Regions from separate parts of the Homo sapiens genome. Here region 1 is linked to region 2. Evidence: chromatin loops called from intact Hi-C (ENCODE). Cell type or tissue: gastrocnemius medialis. All regions are shown on one strand. Links, peaks and the distances in the headings refer to the core of each region. The heading gives the core; the rest is flanking DNA. Region 1 holds the start of LOC124905207 (a long non-coding RNA gene). Region 2 overlaps DOCK11 (dedicator of cytokinesis 11).

What was found. Hi-C counts contacts between places; a loop is a spot of excess contacts. Peaks named below come from ENCODE experiments on the same cell type or tissue, not always from the same donor. Only the 100,000 strongest peaks of a DNase experiment are listed, where the experiment ranks them.
Region 1: a loop joins it to region 2, with 2.4 times the contacts of the local background. A loop is called at or near these places in 2 of 110 quality-filtered maps.

Annotation. Positions count from the first base shown.
Region 1 is chrX:118,694,386-118,706,644 of GRCh38, forward strand. LOC124905207 (a long non-coding RNA gene) reads left to right here and starts at 3,601. Exons shown (of 2, transcript XR_007068306.1): 1 at 3,601-5,344; 2 at 8,283-9,133. RefSeq lists a silencer at 2,914-3,143. In gastrocnemius medialis, for the core only: no CTCF peak of the experiment used is centred there; a DNase peak (open chromatin) is centred at 4,663.
Region 2 is chrX:118,640,867-118,648,866 of GRCh38, forward strand. It overlaps DOCK11 (dedicator of cytokinesis 11), which reads left to right. Exons shown (of 53, transcript NM_144658.4): 39 at 324-439; 40 at 2,591-2,728. Among named protein-coding and RNA genes, the nearest start is that of IL13RA1, 83 kb to the right of the region's middle. In gastrocnemius medialis, for the core only: a CTCF peak has its summit at 3,710 (motif pointing right); no DNase peak of the experiment used is centred there.

The DNA of each region.
Region 1 (12,259 bases), core at 1,660-9,659, 55 kb after region 2:
GTCACATTAAAAAGATATTATGGGCCGGGCATGGTGGCTCATGCCTATAATCCCAGCACTTTGGGAGGCCGAGGCAGGTAGATCACCTAAGGTCAGGAGTTTGAGACCAACCTGGCCAACATGGTGAAACCCCATCTCTACTAAAAATACAAAAAGTTAGCCAAGCCTGGTGGCACGCCTGTAATTCCAGCTACTGGGGTGGGGGGTGCGGGGGTGGGGGAGGGCTGAGACAGGTGAATCGCTTGAACCTGGGAGGCGGAGGTTGCAGTAAGCCGAGATCGCACAACTGCACTCCACCCTGGGCAACAGAGCAAGACTCGGTCTCAAAGTATTATGAAGAAGTCTGATAATAGCAAATCAGTGGTAGTTACAAGTGCTTGAAAAGGCAGAGTCTTTATAGATGTAGACTGAAAAAGGCTTCATGGAGGAAATGCCATGAATTTTTCTCATTTTTATTAGAACTGCCACTAGCGTGTCTGTGTTGAGGAAGTACTTTAGGCCAAGTTTTTAACAGGAAGTTTAAAAAATTAACTTCTTTATTTTTATCATTATATGAATTCCAACAATTAAAACCATCCGTAGTACACAATATGCAAAGCAAAAATAATAAAGTGCATATAAAATCAGGTAACATTCTTTATATGTTTTTTCTCAGACTCTCTCATCCTGTTTTGGTCTTAGACACAAGCCAAGTTAAATCAGCTTTTTCTTTTTGTCCAGAAAACTTATGCTCAATTTTCTTCATCCTCTTGATAGAAAACCTTTACAGCCAACCTCAGTCAATTTCTGATCGACAAGTCTCATTCTTTATATACCATAGTGTTTTGTAATAGTCATTACTTTAGTAGATCTCCTAGAATTGAGTCTTACAGGCTCTAGACTTCTCATCCTGCATGCTTACTGCATGTGCCTTTCATAGAAAATCAGTGAAAACTATCATATGAGCAGGTAAAGGCTGCAGTGTGGAAGCTGTAGACCATTCATTCATCCATCACACATTTATTGACCACCCACTGTGAACCAGGTATATGAATGATCAAGGCAATATTTCACAGGCAGATAATGCAGATGGGATGTTATAATCTAAAAGATAATTCAAAAGTAGTCTTCTTCTGTCAATAACGAATCTTCCAAATTCTGTATTCTTGAAGAGAGACATCTTATGTCTCTGATGAATGTGAGTAATAGTTCCTAGTACTGATATATTGTAACAATTAATATGTTGATTGAGAAGCAAAAGCTAAGCCATTATAGATGTGGAATTATGTTCAATGCAAAGCTGACCAGCTCCTATAGTACTCATGCAGTGGGTTATTTCAGAATTCTTCTGTGGCATAGTCAGGATTTGAGATACCTTCAGAGCCACGATGATATCATGTAATAGTACTATGTCCTCCCTCCCCATCCCAAACTAAATCTAGACACAAATACACATGCAATGAAAGAGGATTAGAGAGAAAGAAAGGTGGAGTTGACAAAATTATCCCTATCAGAACAAGGAAAATGAAAATGAAGCCGGGCATGGTGGCTTACTCCTGTAATTCCGGCACTGGGGAGGTCAAGGTGGGAGGATCACATGAGCCCAGGAGTTTGAGACCAACCTGGGCAACATGGCGAAACCACCTCTCTACTAAAAATACAAAAAATCAGCCAGGTGTGGAGGCATGCACCTGTAGTCCCAGCTACTCAGGAGGCTGAAGTGGGAAGGAAACTTGAGCCTGGGAGGCAGAGGTTGCAGTGAGCCAAGATTATGCCACTGCACTCCAGCCTGGGTGACAGAGTAAGACCCTGTCTAAAAAAAGAATAATAATCATAAAGAAAATGAAAGACTTCCAGAAGAAAGCATTGCTGCAGTTTGTTCCACAGCAACTCCCAAGTAGTCACAGAGCCAGCTGAATACAGTTCAGGTCACATGTAAGAGAATTTTTAAAAATGTACCCACATTATTTGTACAAACTTGTAGGGTACATGTGAAATTTTGTTACATGTATGTAATGCATAGTGATCAAGTCAGGGTGTTTAAGGTGTCCATCTCCCAAGTACATTTTTGTTTTAACTGTAGTCACCCTATTCTGCTATCAAACATTGAATTTATTCCGTCTATCTAACTGTACCCTTTAACCCACTTCTCTTCATCCTCCTTTCTGAAGAGAAATTTTCATGGAAATGATTTTGGATATTTACACAGAATGTTTTATTTTTTAAAACAAAGTAACCTCTCTAACCACCACCACCTCTTCTTTGTTGTAGAAACAAAACTCAGAATTGAAGTTTTAGCCCTGGAATATCTTCAGGAGGGGAAATTCCAGCTCTCCCCATTGGTTTAACCATCTTGTGATTTTTCTCATTTTTATTAGAACTGCCACTACCGTGATGGCCTCCAAGTTTATTTCATTATAGCTCTGTGACGCTAGATGAGACTGTTGGGTTGGGGGGATGCTGCCGGGGGAGGGGGGTAGTTAGGGGTACCCATACCTACCTGGGTGTTTTGGCTGCTCTCCCTCTAATGATTATTCTCATCTTGAGAGTTTTGGCATCCCTACTGTACAGCACATTTGTTAAGTATACAAATTCTGAAGCAGGTTGACTGGGTCAGAATCCCAGTTTTGTCATTTACCAAGCTGTGGGACCTTGGTCACATTACTTAACCCCTCTAGGTCTTCATTTCCTCACCTGTAAAATGCAGGTATGAATTGTCCCTACCTCCTAACATCGTGAGGATTCAATGAAGCCAAGTATATAAAGCATAGAGAATGATGCCTGGACTGGGCATGGTGGTGTGTGCCTTTAACCCTAGCACTCTGGAAGGCTGAGGTGGAAGGATCACTCCTGGAAGAGCCCAGGAGTTTGAGGCTGCAGTGAGCTATCGTGCCACTGCACTTCAGCCTGGGTGACAAAAGCGAGACTCTGTCACTAAAAATATAAAAATAATTTTTTTAAAAAAGGAATGCTGCCTGGCACATCTACGTAATTGTTACATCTATATATGTGTTATTTATAACTGTAATCTTTCCCCCACAGCATAGGATAATTTTACCAGCCATGATACCCTCTGTGTCTCTGGGCCCATCCCTCCATCCAGGTAGGGGTAATGGATGGGTCAAGGTCAGGCAATTTTTGCCATTTGATATCTTACAGGTCACCTCTGGCCTCCGTTGATCTCACCATATGGTGAAGATCTGTTCCCCCATGAAGGGACATTGTTTTCTGTGTGGTGGTATAAGTACCAACAAATATACACAGATGCTGGCTGTTAGCAACTAGTACTGCCATACTGGCGCATCTTGGCTGAATATCAGCCCTGCTCCTGTGTCTGTCTTTTTTTTTCTTTTCTTTTCTTTCTTTCTTTTTTTTTTTTTTTTTTTTTTTTTTTTTTGAGATGGAGTCTCGCTCTGTCGGCCAGGCTGGAGTGCAGTGGTGCGATCTCGGTTCACTGCAACCTCCGCCTTCTGGGTTCAAGTGATTCTCGTGCCTCAGCCTCCCAAATAGCTGGGACTACAGGTGCACGCCACCACGCCCAGCTAATTTTTGTAATTTTAGTAGAAATGGGGTTTCACCATGTTGGCCAGGCTGGTCTCGAACTCCTGATCTCAAGTGATCCACCCGCCTCAGCCTCCCAAAGTGCTGGGATTACAGGCGTGAGCCACTGCATCCGGCCCTGTGTCTGTCTTCTTGAACAAAGCCAGTGGCTTATCTTTATGGCTTTCTTGTGCATCTGAGGATTGATGAAAATTCCCATGTGCCACCTAACTATAGGATTTCTCTGCTTACTGGCACTTCCTTTGGCTTTGTTACACTACCAGAACTACACAGAAAGTGGTTTTGGATTTGAAATTCAACTAGTGGGACTTGCTCAGTATTCCCTCCATAGAGAGCCTCTCATACACAGTCTCCTACAGTTAAGTTTAATTTATTCCCCTCATTTGGATTTCCCTGTCACTGGTCACAGATTGCTATTTTATGGCTCTCAAGTAGATCAGAAAGGTTTTCAGAGTTCCCCTTCCCCACCTCCTACCCACTTCTCTGTAACGACAGACACCCTTTAAGGGAAACTTGGCCCAACCAATATTATTTGAAGACATTTCATTCTCACTTAGGTAATGGGGCTTGGAGTTGAGGTCTACCTTTTTGTTGCTTTCTAGTAAAGCACTGACCCCTATCTCACAGTACTCTCCTAAGCCCTGTCCTCCCTGACAACTTAGTTGCTTTATCTTTCCAGGAGCACCCTCACATTCCTATATTGTGCACACTCAAGACAATTTCCCAGTGTCCACTTCCTGGCTGAATCAATTTCCACAACCATGACGTGTAACTCCAGCTCATCTCACCAAAGGGCATTTTAGCAAGTCACTGCAGATGCTGCAACTCGGAAAAACACGTTTAGTTAGGATCTGATGAGTCTTCTCCATTAGATAAATGTTGTGAGGTGGAACTTACTGTAATTTCCTTCTCTCCACCCAAGATCTAAAATTTTTCTCTGAGTTGGCTCCCTCTCTACCTTCAGTCTCCCTTCCTGGAAGATTTACCCCAGCAAGGATGTCTTCTTTCAGATGGATATGAGTAAGTTAGTTTCTGCCCTCGTTCTGTTTCTTCCTTCTCCTGCTCTGATGTTGGCACATCCTTAGGAAGTCAGCTACTCCACCCCCTCTACCAAGATGTGGCCCAATGAGGGTAGGGTATCTTTCACTTCCCCTTTCTGGGAGGCCGACTGGCCAAGACTGAACTACCTAGACCCCCCCACCCTTACCACTGTCATTCTACTCACTGACCCCACATGCTCATTTTTTGGTTGTTTGCTCCACTGTCCCTGAGATCTTAGAGGAGGGGTTCTTAACTGGGGGTGGTTTTACCCCCTAGGGAACATTTAGCAATGCCTGGAGACATTTTTGGTTGTCACAACTGGGGCAAAGAGGTTGCCACTGACACCTAGTGGGTAGAGGCCAGGGATGCTGTTAAACATCCTACTATGCACAGCTAGCCTCCTACAACAAAAACTCACCTGGCTCCTGCTATCAATAGTGCAGATGTTGAAAAACACTGGCTAGAAGGAATGCCTGCCTCACTGGAATGTGTGATGCCTACTCCACCGCTGGTTTGTCTTCAAGGAGCCTTTTGCTGGTCAACTCACCAATAAATCCACTAGGAGATCTCTCCCATTAATAGCTGTTTGTACCCTCATTTACATCTGTCTGCCCCCTCACATGTTTGCATGCCACAAGTAATGGTGGTCTGCTCAACCTTCATTCCTAACTCTGCACTTCATCTGCAGGTTGGCCATACTCAAGAACCTGAAGGTGCTCAGGATCTGCTTCATGATCTCCGTGGCTATCCCTTTCACTTTCCGGTGAAGTAAAGGCTTTCTCATTACTAGAAACCATCCAAGTTAACTAGGCCATACAATTACAATGTCATTGCTACTACCACCTATGAAGCAGTATAGTTTATTTAATAAAACAAAACCTAAGACCTCTAAGTTATTAGCCCTGAAGGAGAAGCAGTAAGTCGGGAGGACTTGTCTACTGAAGGACAAAAACAAACTCCCAAATCAATGGAGAGACATATTTTGTTAGAATTATAAATATGTGACTTCTCTCCTTAATATCTGTCAATTCAATGCCACCTTAGTCAAAATCCCAGAAGGATTATTATTATTATTATTATTATTATTATTATTATTATTATTATTATTTTGAGATGGAGTTTTGCTCTCTTGCCCAGGCTGGAGTGCAGTGGCACGATCTTGGCTCACTGCAACCTCCGACTCCTGGTTTCAAGCGATTCTCCTGCCTCAGCCTCCCCAGTAGCTGGGATTATAGGTGCAACACGCCCGGCTAATTTTTGTATTTTTAGTAGAGACAGTGTTTCACCACGTTGGCCAGGCTGGTCTCGAAATCCTGACCTCGTGATTCGCCTGCCTCGGCCTCCCAAAGTGCTGGGATTACAGGCATGAGCCACTGCACCTGGCCAGGATTTTTTTTTTTAACTTGGCAAAATGATTATAAAATTTATCAGAAGCACCTGAAGTCCCAGCTACTCAGGAGGCCAAGGTGGAAGGATTGCTGGAGGCCAAGAGTTCAAGACTATCCTGGGCAACATAGCAAGACTCTGTCTCAAAAAAAGGAAAATTGAAATAAAAAATAAAATTTATCAGAAGGAATCAAGATGTAAAAACAGCTAAGAAAATACCAAAGAAGAGGAGTAAGGAGCCCTGGCAGACATTAAAATGAATAATGTAGCTAATTAAAATTGAACATTTTACCCATAAAAATTAAACCTAAAAATAAATTGGACATTTACTAATAGAGAAATAGGCAGAAGGATGTAATAGGACACAGAATCTGTATGTATATAAAAATGTGTATGATAAACGTTGGATTTCTGCCGGGCGCAGTGGCTCACACCCGTAATCCCAGCACTTTGGGAGGCCAAGGTGGGTGGATCACCTGAGGTCAGGAGTTCGAAACCAGCTAACATGGGGAAACCCCATCTCTACTAAAAATACTAAAAATTAGCTGGGCATGGTGACACAAGCCTGTAATCTCAGCTACTCCGGAGGCTGAGGCAGGAGAATCGCTTGAACCCAGGAGGTGGAGGTTGCAGTGAGCCAAGATCGTGCCATTGCACTCCAGCCTGGGCAACAAGAACAAAACTTGGTCTCAAAAAAAAAAAAAAAAAAAAAAGTTGTATTTCAAGAAATAACAGTGTCAAGATCATTCAATAAATGGTGTTGGAATAATTAGGTAAGCATTTGCACCTTTTTTTTTTTTTTTTGAGACGGAGTCTCGCTCTGTTGCCCAGGCTGGAGTGCAGTGGCACAATCTTGGCTCACTGCAACCTCCACCTCCTAAGTTCAAGCGATTCTCCTGCCTCAGCCTCCTCAGTAGCTGGGATTACAGGTGCGTGATACCACACTTGGTTAATTTTTGTATTTTTTAGTAGAGATGGGGTCTCACCATGTTGGCCAAGCTGGTCTGGAACTCCCGACTTCAAATGATCCACCCGCCTTCGCCTCCCAAAGTGCTGAGGTTACAGGCATGAGCCATTGCACCCGGCCTTATGCACAAAATTTAAGGGCTCTCTATTTACACAAAAATAAATTTCAAATTGATTAGAGATTTAAATGTAAAAGACAAGATCCTTTAAAAACTAAAACTGGGCATAGATTATTATATGTGCAGTAGAGGTGAGGAAAGTCTTTCTAAAGAAGACTTAAAAACCAGAAGTCAAAAGGAAAAGCAATTAATACATTTGATCATATAAAATTTAAATTTAAAAAGATTATAGGCTGGGCATGGTGGCTCACACCTGTAGTCCCAGCACTTTGGGAGGCTACGGTGGGAGGATCATCTGAGGCTAGTTCGAGACCAGTCTGGCCAACATGGTGAAACCCAGTCTTTACTAAAAATACAAAAATTAGCTGGACACAGTGGCATGTGCCTGTAGTCTCAGCTACTCAGGAGGCTGAGGCAGGAGATTCACTTGAACCCTGGAGGCGGAGCTTGCAGTGAGCCAAGATTGCACCACTTCACTCCAGCCTGGGCGACAGAGCGAGACTCTGTCTAAAAAAAAAAAAAAAAAATTATAAAGTCAAAAGGAAAATAATAGTAAAATATTTGTAGTATACATGATAGGATAAGGATAAATATTCTTACTATAAAAAGAGCTCTTACAAATCAATAAGATGAAATTTCTCAATAAGAAAACGGGTAGGCTGGGTGCAGTGGCTCACACCCGTAATCCCAGCACTTTGGGAGGCTGAGGTGGGTGGATCACCTGAGGTCAGGAGTTCGAAACCAGCTAACATGGGGAAAACCCATCTCTACTAAAAATACTAAAAATTAGCTGGGCATGGTAGCACAAGCCTGTAATCCCAGCTACTTGGGAGACTGAGGCAGGAGAACTGCTTGAACCCAGGAGGCGGAGGTTGCAATGAGCTGAGATTATGCCACTGTACTCCAGCCTGGGCAACAGAAAAAGACTCCTTCTCAAAAAGAGAAAGAAAAGAAAATGGGTAAAGAACGTGAATAGGCAATTTGCAGAAGAAAAAATTCAAGTGGTCAATAAACATAGGAACTAATGTTCAATTTTATTATTAAATAAATATGAATTAATACTAGACAAAGGAGGAAATATCTTTTTTAAACTCTAAGAAGAAACAAAATGATAAACATCTGAGATATCTAGTCTAAAAAAAGGTTGGTACAACTTCAGAGACACTTTATCTGGGTTCCTTGCTTTTTCTCTCTGCTTCTTACTCCCCATAAACCTACTTCTCCCCACAGGAGGTGCCTTCTAGACATCTTGACATCGTGGTGAAGATGGAAAGAGTGTTTTACTAGACATGCCAAGAAAGGCTCTCCCAGTTCAAGTTTGCTTGTTTGGTTGTTTTTTTGTTTTGTTTTTTGTTCGTTTGAGAGACAGACCTTTTTACCAAGGTGGCTAACACAAAGAATTAACTTGTCCAGCTGAGAACTCACCCCTGAGTCACAGAGGTTTATGTTACTCTGGTTAACTCAAACATAGAACCACAACTAAGCAAACCGCAACAACTGCGGCATTCATAAAACAAGAATCATGCTTAGGCAGTCATTTAAGTGGGCTCATCACAGGACAGTAAATAATGACAAAAGAAAGCAGGGTGTGGAAGGGAATTGTGATGTTAATAACTCGTACAATGCTTAAATGCATGCCCGGCACTGTTCTAAATTAAATCCTTCAATGATCACTACAACTTTGTTAGGTAATGACACATATCCCTCATTTTATGAATGGGGAAACTAAGGCACAGCAAAGCTAGATAACTTGTTTGAGATCACACAATCGGTGGCAATGCTGGAATTTGAACCCAGAGAATCTGGTGTAACAGTTCACACTCAAGCCACCACTTTGAGAGGAATCAAGGGAAAAAGAAGAGAGATCTAAGAGAATAAAAAGGGGAGGAAGGAGGAGGAAAAACTCAGCTCACTAACACCTGAAGGCAATTGCTACATGGTACCCAGCCTCCTTTTTCAGGCCCACACCCAGGTCTTTGCAGTCCCCACCTCTACCTCTGTTATCAAGCTTCCTAAAATGACATGATTTGGGGATAAGTGTTCAAACTATTTTTTTCACAAATAAATGGTGTCCAGAGGAATTGATGTTGTTTCTTTTTTCTTTTTTTTTTTTTGAAATGGAGTCTCGCTCTGTCACCCAGACTGGAGTGCAGTGGCGTGATCTCCACTCGCTACAACCTCTGCCTCCCAGGTTCAAGTGATTCTCCTGCCTCAGCCTCCCAAGTAGCTGGGATTACAGGTGTGTGCCACCACGCCCAGCTAATTTTTGTATTTTTAGTACAGACAGGGCTTTGCCATGTTGACCAGGCTGGTCTCAAACTCCTGTCCTCAAGTGATCCGCCTGCCTCGGCCTCCAAAGTGCTGGGATTACAAGCATGAGCCACTGCGCCTGGCCTGATATTGCTTCTATTGTATCTTAGATTCAGGGGGTACATGTGCTTGTCTGTTACATGAGTATATTCTGTACTGGGAGTGGGCTTCTAGTATAGCCATTACCCAAATAGTAAACATTGTACCTGATAGGTAATTTTCTAACTCTCTCCCCAATATAATAATAATAATTATTATTATTATTATTTTTGAGACGGAGTCTCACTCTGTTGCCCAGGCTGGAGTGCAATGGCATAATCTCGGCTCACTGCAACCTCCGCCTCCTGGGTTCAAGCGATTCTACTGCCTCAGCCTCCCGAGTAGCTGGGATTACAGGCACCCGCCACCACTCCCGGCTAAGTTTTGTATTTTTAGTAGAGACAGGGTTTCACTATGTTGGCTAGGCTGGTCTTGAACTCCTGACCTCAAGTGATCTGCCCGCCTCAGCCTCCCAAAGTGTTGGGATTACAGGCATGAGCCACCGTGCCCGGCCTTATTATTTTTTATATTACAAACAACAATTGTTTTCAGAAGGAATCCATGTGAATTCAGGAATATAAAAATGCTGCCTTGGCCAGGCACCATGGCTCATGCCTGTAATCCCAGCACTTTGGGAGGCCGAGGTGGGTGGATCACGAGGTCAGGAGTTCAAGACCAGCCTGGCCAACATGGTGAAACCCCATCTATACTAAAAATGCAAAAATTAGCCAGGCATGGTGGTGTGTGCCTATAATCCCAGCTACTTGGGAGGCTGAGGGAGGAGAATTGCTTGAACCCAGGAGGCGGAGGTTGCAGTGAGCCAAGACCACGCCACTGCACTCCAGCCTGGCAGCAGAGCAAGACTCCGTCTCAAAAAAAAAAGAAAAAAAAAGCTGCCTTTTTGGTTTCAGTTTTCTTCCCTCTGCCTATGTGCAACCTAGAGCACCAAAATCAGAAGATCCATTCATGCCTTTTCCGCAGCACTAAGCTATAATTTAAACAGGAAAAGGCAAAGTTGCAGCTTTTGAACAGCCATAAGCCCTTACATCCTAGTAAGATGGCAGACTAAATTGTAGATAACTCCAGCTTCTCAAATTCTTAAAAGCCCTGTAGTCTTCATCCACCCTGTGCCATGTCTTTAGGATTCTATAAGACAGTAAGACTTTATTTCTAAACCAACTACTGAGATTGAAGATAAAATTAGAGCTTTAAGCCCCTTACCAAATTAATGGGAAGAGACTCTGAAAATTTAGAAATTCACTTCTGGAGTAGTGGAAGAATGGCGAAATTCACCTACTCAGTTTACAGTGGGGCCTCTCTCCAAGTTCGAGAGCCTGACACCCAGCTGTTTGCTGAGCTTCTCTCCTTAGGTGATCCACAGGCACCTCACAATCACCATGCTCCTCTTTCCTCTCAACCTGCTCCTCCTCCTCTGTTCTCCGTCTCAGTTGAGGACACCCCTTCCTATCCAGTGACACTGGCCAGAAATTTACAAGTCACCTAGACTAGTGGTCAGTAAGCTTTTCCTATAAAGGACTATTTATAGAAATATGTGAAGCTGGCGACAGAGTGAGACTCCGTCTCAGAAAAAAAAAAAAAGAAGAAATATGTGAAGCTTTGCAAGCCATACACTCTCTGCTGCAGCTACTCAACTGCTGCTGCAGGATGAAAACAGCTACTGAACAATATGTAAGAAATGGGCAGGGCTATATTCCAGTCAAATTGTGTGAGTGCTAAAATTTGGATGTCATGTCATTTTCATATGTTACAAGATATTCTTTTGAGTTTTTTCCAACCACTTAAAAATGTAATAAACCACTCTTAGCTTACAGGTTGTACAAAAGTAGGTGGGCTAGATTTGGTATATGAAGAGCTTGCTGCTCTAGAATCCTCACTCTCCTCCCTTCCCCACATCTGATCAGACAAGTCCAACAATCTCACTTTGTTTTCTTTTTTTTTTTTTTTTATCTGAGAAGGGGGCCTTACTATGTTGCTCAGGCTGGTCTCAAACTCCTGGTCTCAAGTGATCCTCCTGCCTCAGCCTCCTGAATAGCTGGGACTACAGGTGTGCACCACCATGCCTGGAGATCTCACTTTTTAAATGGTTATTGAATCTCTTCATCCATCTTTACATCATTTTAGTTCAGGTACTTGTCCATTTTGCTTTTTTTTTTTAATTTTTGAGACACAGTCTCGCTCTGTCACCCAGGCTGGAGTGCAGTGGCACAACCTCGGCTCACTGCAACCTCTCCACCTCCTGGGTTCAAGCGATTCTCCTGTCTCAGCCTCCAGAGTGGTTGGGATTGCAGGCACGCACCAAGCCCAGCTAATTTATTATTTTTTTTTTTTTGTATTTTAGTAGAGACGTGGTTTTACCCTGTTGGCCAGTCTGGTCTCAAACTCCTGACCTCAAGTGGTCTGCCCACCTTGGCCTCCCAAAGTGCTGGGATTACAGGCATGAGCCACCGCGCCAGGCCCATTTTGCTTTCTGACATAGACAGTTAAGCAAAATTGAAAACTACAAGGAAAGATCCTCTACAACTATCGTACATGGAAGTACATGTCCTTCCCATGTTTTTTTAAGTTCCTTATAGTGTATAGCATAAGTTACAGATTAGTTTGCCCCTTCCTTCAGCTGGCACTGGATAAATAATATGTTAATGCATGCCACCATTTTCTGCTGTGGCCTGGGAAGAGAGGGCATATGATGCTCTATCAGCTACCTCCAGTGAAAGGGTCTACAAAGCAGAGAGTGGGAGACAGCATTTGAGAGCATGCTGGCTGTTTCTAACCTCAGGGGCTGGCTGGACTATGTCTGGCCCCTTCTTTCCAGTGGTCTCCACACTGGATATTCAGAT
Region 2 (8,000 bases), core at 1-8,000:
CGCTGCAACCTCTGCCTCCCGGGTTCAAGTGATTCTCCTGCCTCAGCCTCCTGAGTAGCTGGGATTGTAGGTACGTGCCACCATGCCCGGCTAATTTTTTGTATTTTTAGTAGAGACAGGTTTCATCATGCTAGCCAGGCTGGTCTTGAACTGACCTCATGATCTGTCCGCCTCAGCCTCCCAAAGTGCTGGGATTACAGGCATGAGCCACCGCACCCAGCCGAGCCCCCTTTCTTGTCTTAAGTCTTTGGGTAGAAAGTCATTCAACACCATTATGTGCATCTTCGTGTTGGGAAAAGTTTAATTTACTTTTTTAATCCTAGGTTCTACAACAACTGAAGCAGACATTTTCCACCAGGCACTTCTTGAAGGCAATACAGCTACTGAAGTTTCCCTAACAGTACTAGACACCATATCATTTTTCACTCAGTGCTTCAAGGTAAAAATGAAGAGTTATAATTCAGTTGGTACCATTGCAAAGTAACATTATGCAGAAATTACCTAGTCAATGTGGGGTAGTACACTGAAAAAGGCTGGCATGAATAGTCAGGAAATGTGGATGGCAGTTCTAGTTTGGTTATCATGTGACCCTGGAAGTCACTGAGACTCACTTGTGTCATCCATAAAGGGAAGGGAGTGGACTAACTTGCCCTTAAGCTCTCTTCTACCTCTTAAATTCTATTAGATTTTCGTATTTAAAAACAAAGTTTCCATACTTTAAGTAGCCAGCAATTTTTAGCCCAAAATATGATTGGATCTGTTTGCCCAAATACCCATTGTGATGAGATGTCCTGTCAGGGTAGATGATGTCCGGGCAGTCTGGCTGGCTTCCCTAGGCGCGCACTTAGTGTTTTTTCTCAGATGTTTGCCTCTCAGTGCAAATCATCATTGCTATGATTTTAAAAAGAAGGTAAAAGCAGTTATCTAGCAGGATTATTGGAGGGGGAAATGGGATAATGGACGTGAGAGTGCTTTGAAAAGTAAAAACGGTGTGACCATAATGTAAGAACTCAAAGGTGAAAATCTTGCTTGCTTTCACTTCAGTTATACAGATTTTTTTTTTCCTTTTTCCCCTCTTCTCTAAGTAATTAAGTTAATTGCTTCAGACCTCGAGATTTTCTATGGAAACCTGGCCTGTGCTTTTCAAAGAGGCTTATAAAGGAAAATTGAATTAGATACTAATATAAAATAGGCTGCAGAATACCTTTAATAAATAGGCTACAGATCCCTTTATGAAGTATTAGGTTTGTTCTATATTAAAATGCAACACAACTCCATGTTTCATCGTGCCAATAACTAAGAAAGCCATTAGATCTCATGATGTACATTGTATTCCTTCCTCCTATTCTGATACCTCTAATTTATTTAACAAACATTTATATAGTCTCTTGGTAGATATCAGGCACTGTCCTAAGTGCTTTACAAATATTAACTCACTTTTTCATTGTGAGGCTGGGAATGAGAAAGGGGAGTGATCTTTTTGAAACAATGGAAATGTTCTAAAATTGGATTGCGGTGGTCACCCAACTCTGTTGCCGAATTTACTAAATGTAATTTAATTGTATACCTGAAACTGGTGAATTTTATGGTTTGTAAATTATATCTCAATAACTTAAAAATACAAATATGAACTCACTTTTAATCCTCATAATAGCCTTATGATGTAGATACTGTTATTATTCCCTTTTGATAATGGGGAAACTGGGGCCCACAGGAGGTTAATGTCAAATAGCTGGGCAGTGGCAGAATCAGGATTGAGATCTAGGCCAGTTATAAGAGACCATGATTCTAGCCACTATACCATGCCTTGAAATATACTAAGGAAAGTGCCAGAAAAATCAAACACCATTCAGGGATTCTGGCTGTCAGTATTATCATTAGATTGTTGTTGTTTTGGGTTTTGTTGGTTTTGGCCAAGCTGTAACCTGCTGGTTACTTTCTTGAGGGTTAGCAGGATAGGGCTGGAGAAATTAACCATTGCTGATTAAAACAAAGTTGACAAACTAAAAGGTATTTCTCTACAATTTGTTGTTTCTTTGCAAGGGACATTTAAACAATTTACATAGTCTGTTCAATTGTGATACCTGTTAATTATCTCTACTCATAGAGGGCTTATTTTTTCACAAATGGCTAACCATATACTAAACATACTTTTAAAGTAAATTAGATCATAATCTAATAAAATAGAACTGGTATTTTCCTTCATTCATACATTACAATATTTAGTCTCTCAGAAATACAAAGGCTGATTTGCTTGTATTCATTATTAATTTATTGATTTCTTAATTGAGAAGCAATATGGTATAGGTTAATAGAAAATACTCTTCCCATACTAGTCCTGTATATTGCTGTGTTGCATTGAAAAAAAATCTACCTGTTTAAAATGTTGGGATTAAATATTTTAGATATCATGTATGTAGTAGTTGTTTGAGATTTCCAAGTTGAAAGATGGCACAAATATTTTGAAATTATATGCAAGAGCCTTTTATTTTCCTGAAACTTCCAAACAGTGGTTTCATAAACAGGTATTGGTGAAATCAGTTCTGTCATTCTCAGTGGGGCATAAACCATATTTTTTAATGTTTTATAGACCCAACTTTTAAATAATGATGGCCATAACCCATTAATGAAAAAAGTGTTTGATATACATCTTGCTTTTCTTAAAAATGGACAATCTGAAGTGTCGCTGAAACATGTATTTGCCTCACTGAGAGCTTTCATCAGTAAGGTAAGGACAGAAGCTTGGGAGCAGCCGGTGGGCTCTCTTCATTGCAAAAAGGAAAGATGGGACAATGGGGGTCATTGTGGTGACATATACAATGCCAGCTCATGAAGCCATTAAGTACTGCCTTTGTAAATAGAAATACAGAACAACAAAGCACACACAGAGGGCCTACCATGAACCCCCTCAAATCAGAAGCTACTTTTTATTTCACCCCATCATACCTTCCCTTTTCCATTAAGCTCCTTTGAAGAATATCGTTTTAAAATTACCAAACCTGCCAGTTCTCTATTTTGCTTCTTTTTAAAAGTATTGTCATGTTGGAGGTATATAAGCCATGAGTGCACTCATGTCTAAACACTTTGAAAGGATCCAACTTTTGTAATCCCAGGGTCTTGTATAATATCTTGGAAATGGTAAGCACTCAGTACATGTTCAAATGGATGAATCCTGCCTTTCAATGCTAGCCATAACTGAGGGCCCTAAATGTGCAGTCCACTTACCTCAGCTAAACAATAACCTCAGACTTGGCTTTTAGGAAGAAATATGACTGAAACAGACAGCAAAGATTTATTTTCTGTGCTCAGGGGCTTTTTAAACTTAAGAATAAACATAATTAACCAAGATAGAGCCAAGGTTATGGAAAGGCACAGTCCAGATCTTCCACTGGTTTATGTAACTACAATAAGACAAAGAAATTCAGTTTCTTTATTTGTGTAATAGGCTAGCTAAGCTTTGAAAACTTTTTGCCATCCTCATTATTTAGATAGCAGCCAATTGTGTTTAATAGATACAGAAATTAGATGAATTTGAAGCTTTTTATTGCCATTCTTTAATATAATTTATGAATTAATCTATGGGAAGCCAAGTTCAACACAAGCATGTTACAAAAACTAAGGGAAAGAGATTCAGAACTAATTCATTTAACAAAAACTGTAGGTACTTACTGGATATAGTCCCTAAAGGCTTATTGTCCAGTAGAGGGAGGCACACACACATCAAGATACACATACACAGAAACAAATACCATCAGGATAAAATAAGTCTGTATAGACCTCTGGGGGTGAGCAGGAGAAGAACTCTAATTTAGCAAAAGTTTTTCTGCAGCAACGGAGCTAGGATTTAATATGGATTCACCAAGAGATGAAACTAAAGATGTAAATGGAGTACAGATCATGTGGACTCATCTTAAGAGTTGGATTTCATCTTTCAGGCATCAGGTAGTCATGGAAGGGTTTTAAGCAGGGAAGTAACACAATTATATTTGTATTAAGAGGGAATTGGTAAGGACTGGGGAAAATCTCTTTAAAAGTTGTGTTGAAGAAGGATTGGTGACAATGTCAAAGGCAGTAAAAAGACTAGTTGCAGTAAGCTAGATAAGAAATGAGGGCCTGAAGTAAGGCAGTGACAGTGGATATATGAAGGATCAAAGGCAGATGAGACATGTTGAAAAAGGATTTACAGGATTTGATCATCAGTCCACTGACAGTATGGTGGAGTGTGGTGGTTGATGTGAAATACAGGGGAAAGACTACATTTGCAGTAAAAGTTAATGAGTCCTGTTGAATTTGAGTGCCTTTGGGACATTAGGATATATGGATCTTTGCTCTGGAGAGGGATCAGATTGGAGAGCCAGAGTTGGAGTCATTCTCCATTCATCCATACTATATTTATTGAGGACCTTCTCTGTGTCAAGTGCTGTACTAGGTCCTGTAGATACAATGGAGATACAAAATAAATATACTCTTTGCCCTCATGAAGCGTTCAGTCTTAGTGGGGATAGGGGAGACAGAAAATAAATAATAAAAGAATTAGTAATCATGAGCCGGGCGCAGTGGTTCACGCCTATAATCCCAGCACTTTGGGAGGCCGAGGCGGGCAGATCACCTGAGGTCAGGAGTTTGACACCAGCCTGACCAACATGGCGAAACCCCATCTCTACTAAAAATACAAAAATTAGCCGGGCGTGGTGGCGGGTGCCTGTAATCCCAGCTACTCAGGAGGCGGAGGTTGCAGTGAGCCAAGATCGCGCCACTGCACTCCAGCCTGGGTGACAGGGCAAGATTTCGTCTCAAAAAAAAGAATTCATAATTATTATATGTTCTAGGAAGGAAACAAACAGTGTACTGAGACAGTAAATGATTTGTGGGAGATAATCTTATCTTAGATAGGTTTGTCACTTTTAAAATGAGACCTGAATCTGTAATCCCAGCACTTTGGGAGGCTGAGGCGGGCAGATCACGAAGTCAGGAGTTCGAGACCAGCTTGGCCAACATAGTGAAACCCTGTCTCTAGTTAAAAAAAAAAAAAAAAAAAAATTAGCTGGGCATGGTGGCAGGTGCCTGTAGTCCCAGCTACACGGGAGGCTGAGGCAGGAGAATCACTTGAACCCGGGAGGCAGAGGTTGCAGTGAGCCGAGATCGCGCCATTGCGCTCCAGCTTGGGCAACAGAGCGAGACTTCGTCAAAAAAAAAAAAAAAAAAAAAAACACAACAACAACAACAAAAAAACAGAGAGACCTGAATTATTGAAAAGGGGCCAGCTGTAAAAAGAGCTTAAAGAAGAACTATCTAGGGAGAATGACATACATGTGCCAAGGCTCTGAGTTGGGAAACAGTTTGCAGTATTCTGAGAACTAAAAGGCTGGTATTTTTGGAGCATAGTGAACTAGCGGGAGCATCAACATACAAGTGGTAGTTGAAGCCATGGGAGTGGTTTGATTTTCCCTGGAGGGTACATTGAAGAAGAAGAATAACAACAACAACAAAAAAAATCAGGAGCAGAACATTGGAGAGAAACAACGTAGAAGGGAGGTTCAAAGACGAATCTGTAAGGGAGATGAGAGGGAGCAGTCACAGAGGTGGGAAGAAAGGTAAGAAAGAAGGATATCATGGAAGCCAAAGAAGGAAAGAGTTCCAACATTGTCATGACGTATACGGAGTAGTCAAATAAGAAAGGAGAAAAGAGGTCTGTTAGAATTGGCAATTAGGTCATTGATGATTTTAGCCATTGCCCACTCAGAGAAGTGAGTGATGTGGGTAGAAGACTTAGTGTAGTGATGAGCTACACTATAGCTATGATCTCCCTTAAATGTTTATTTTCATACCAGAGTATCTGCTTCATCCAGAGTTAGTTTAGTTTGGTGAAATTATTAGCGAGATTTCCCAATTCCCAATCAGAAAACATTTATTAAGCATTCATTATCTGCATAGAATTACACTTGGTATTAAGGTGAAATAAAGGGTAGATTCCTATATGTGGGTCTAAATTCAAGGTTCCTAAGAAATAATTTTTAAAAGATGTCCCTCTAGCTTCACTCTCTGAAAAACATCTATTGTGTATCCTGAAGCAGCTTGTTATTTGCTTGCCTAGACCTAAAAGCATGGGAAATTGTAACAAGTCTGTTACCTGTATATTGTGTCTTCCACAAAGCAGACTGAATACATTCTTAAAGGAACAGGCCACTTGTCTCTTTTGATAATTAGTCACTTTCTTACTCCTTTTCTATGCTAAAATGTATCTTAACTATCAGTGTTTATGTGAAGAGGATATGTGTGTGTGTGTGTGTGTGTGTGTGTGTGTGTGTGTGTGTGTGTGTGTATCTCCTATATCCCATTTGTTAAAAGATGAACTTCACTTGCTGAGTAGATTTTAGCTATAATTTTCTCAGCACGTTGATGTTCACAATAAAGGAACTGTTGAAATATAAAGCAAAAGAGTAAGTAATGAAAATTGACCTTCCCATTTTTAAGCCCCCATTTGAGACCCATCATTCATCATTTCAGGCATTCTTTCAAAACATATTGAGAACCTGCTTACTGTATTATGGCGGTGCAAAAGTAATTGCTACTATATCACTATATAGTGGCAAAAACCGCAATTACTTTTATATATATTATATTATTATATAATATATTATATAATAATATAATATATAATATAATATTATATATTATATATGTTATTATATATTAATATAATATATTAACATATAATATATCTTATATATTAATATATAAATATAATATATAAGATATATTATATGTTAATATATTATATGTTTATATATTATATATTAATAATTATTATATAATATTATATTATAATATAATATATAATAATATAATATATAATAATTAATATAATATAATATAATATATAATAATATATAATATATTATAATATATAATAATATATAATATATTATAATATATAATAATATATATTATATTATTATAATATAATATTTAATATATATTATAATATAATATTTAATAACATGTAATATATAATATTTAATAATATATCATGTATTATATATTATAATATTATATATAATAAATAATATATTTTATAATATATAATAATATATAATATATAATTATATATAATATATAATAATATATAATATATTATTATAATATATAATATAAATTATAATATTATATAATAATATAATATATAATATATAATATAAATTGTAATATATATAATATAAATTGTAATATTATACAATATAATATATAAATTGTAATATTATATAATATAATATATAAATTAATATATAATAATATAATATATAATATAATAGTAATATATAATAATATAATATATAATATTATAATATTATATAATAATATAATATATATATAAAAGTAATTGCGGTTTTTGCCACTATATAGTGATATAGTGGCAATTACTTTTGCACCGCCATAATACAGTAAGCAGGTTCTCAATATGTTTTGAAAGAATGCCTGAAATGATGAATGATGGGTCTCAAATGGGGGCTTAAAAATGGGAAGGTCAATTTTCATTACTTACTCTTTTGCTTTATATTTCAACAGTTCCTTTATTGTGAACATCAACGTGCTGAGACAATATATTATTATATAATAATATATTATATTGATATGTTAATATATTAATATGTAATATATATATATTTATATATTTATATATAACATAAATTATATATATTATATACATATATATAAATATATAATATATATAATATATTAATATATAATATATAATACATATATAATATATAATAGATATAATATAATACTATAATATGTTGCAGACTCTCGAGCTCTTCTCAGATCTATAGCATTTATATTCAGTACTTCTACATCTTTGTAATAACTTATATACTGACTTAAGTTCTATTATTATCACATGCTGGTGTTTATGTTAACTAGTTCAGGCTCTCTGGAGAGCAGAGCCTGCCTTATGTTGATTTTGTATCCTCAAAGCCCCCAGCATAGTTTTAGGTGAG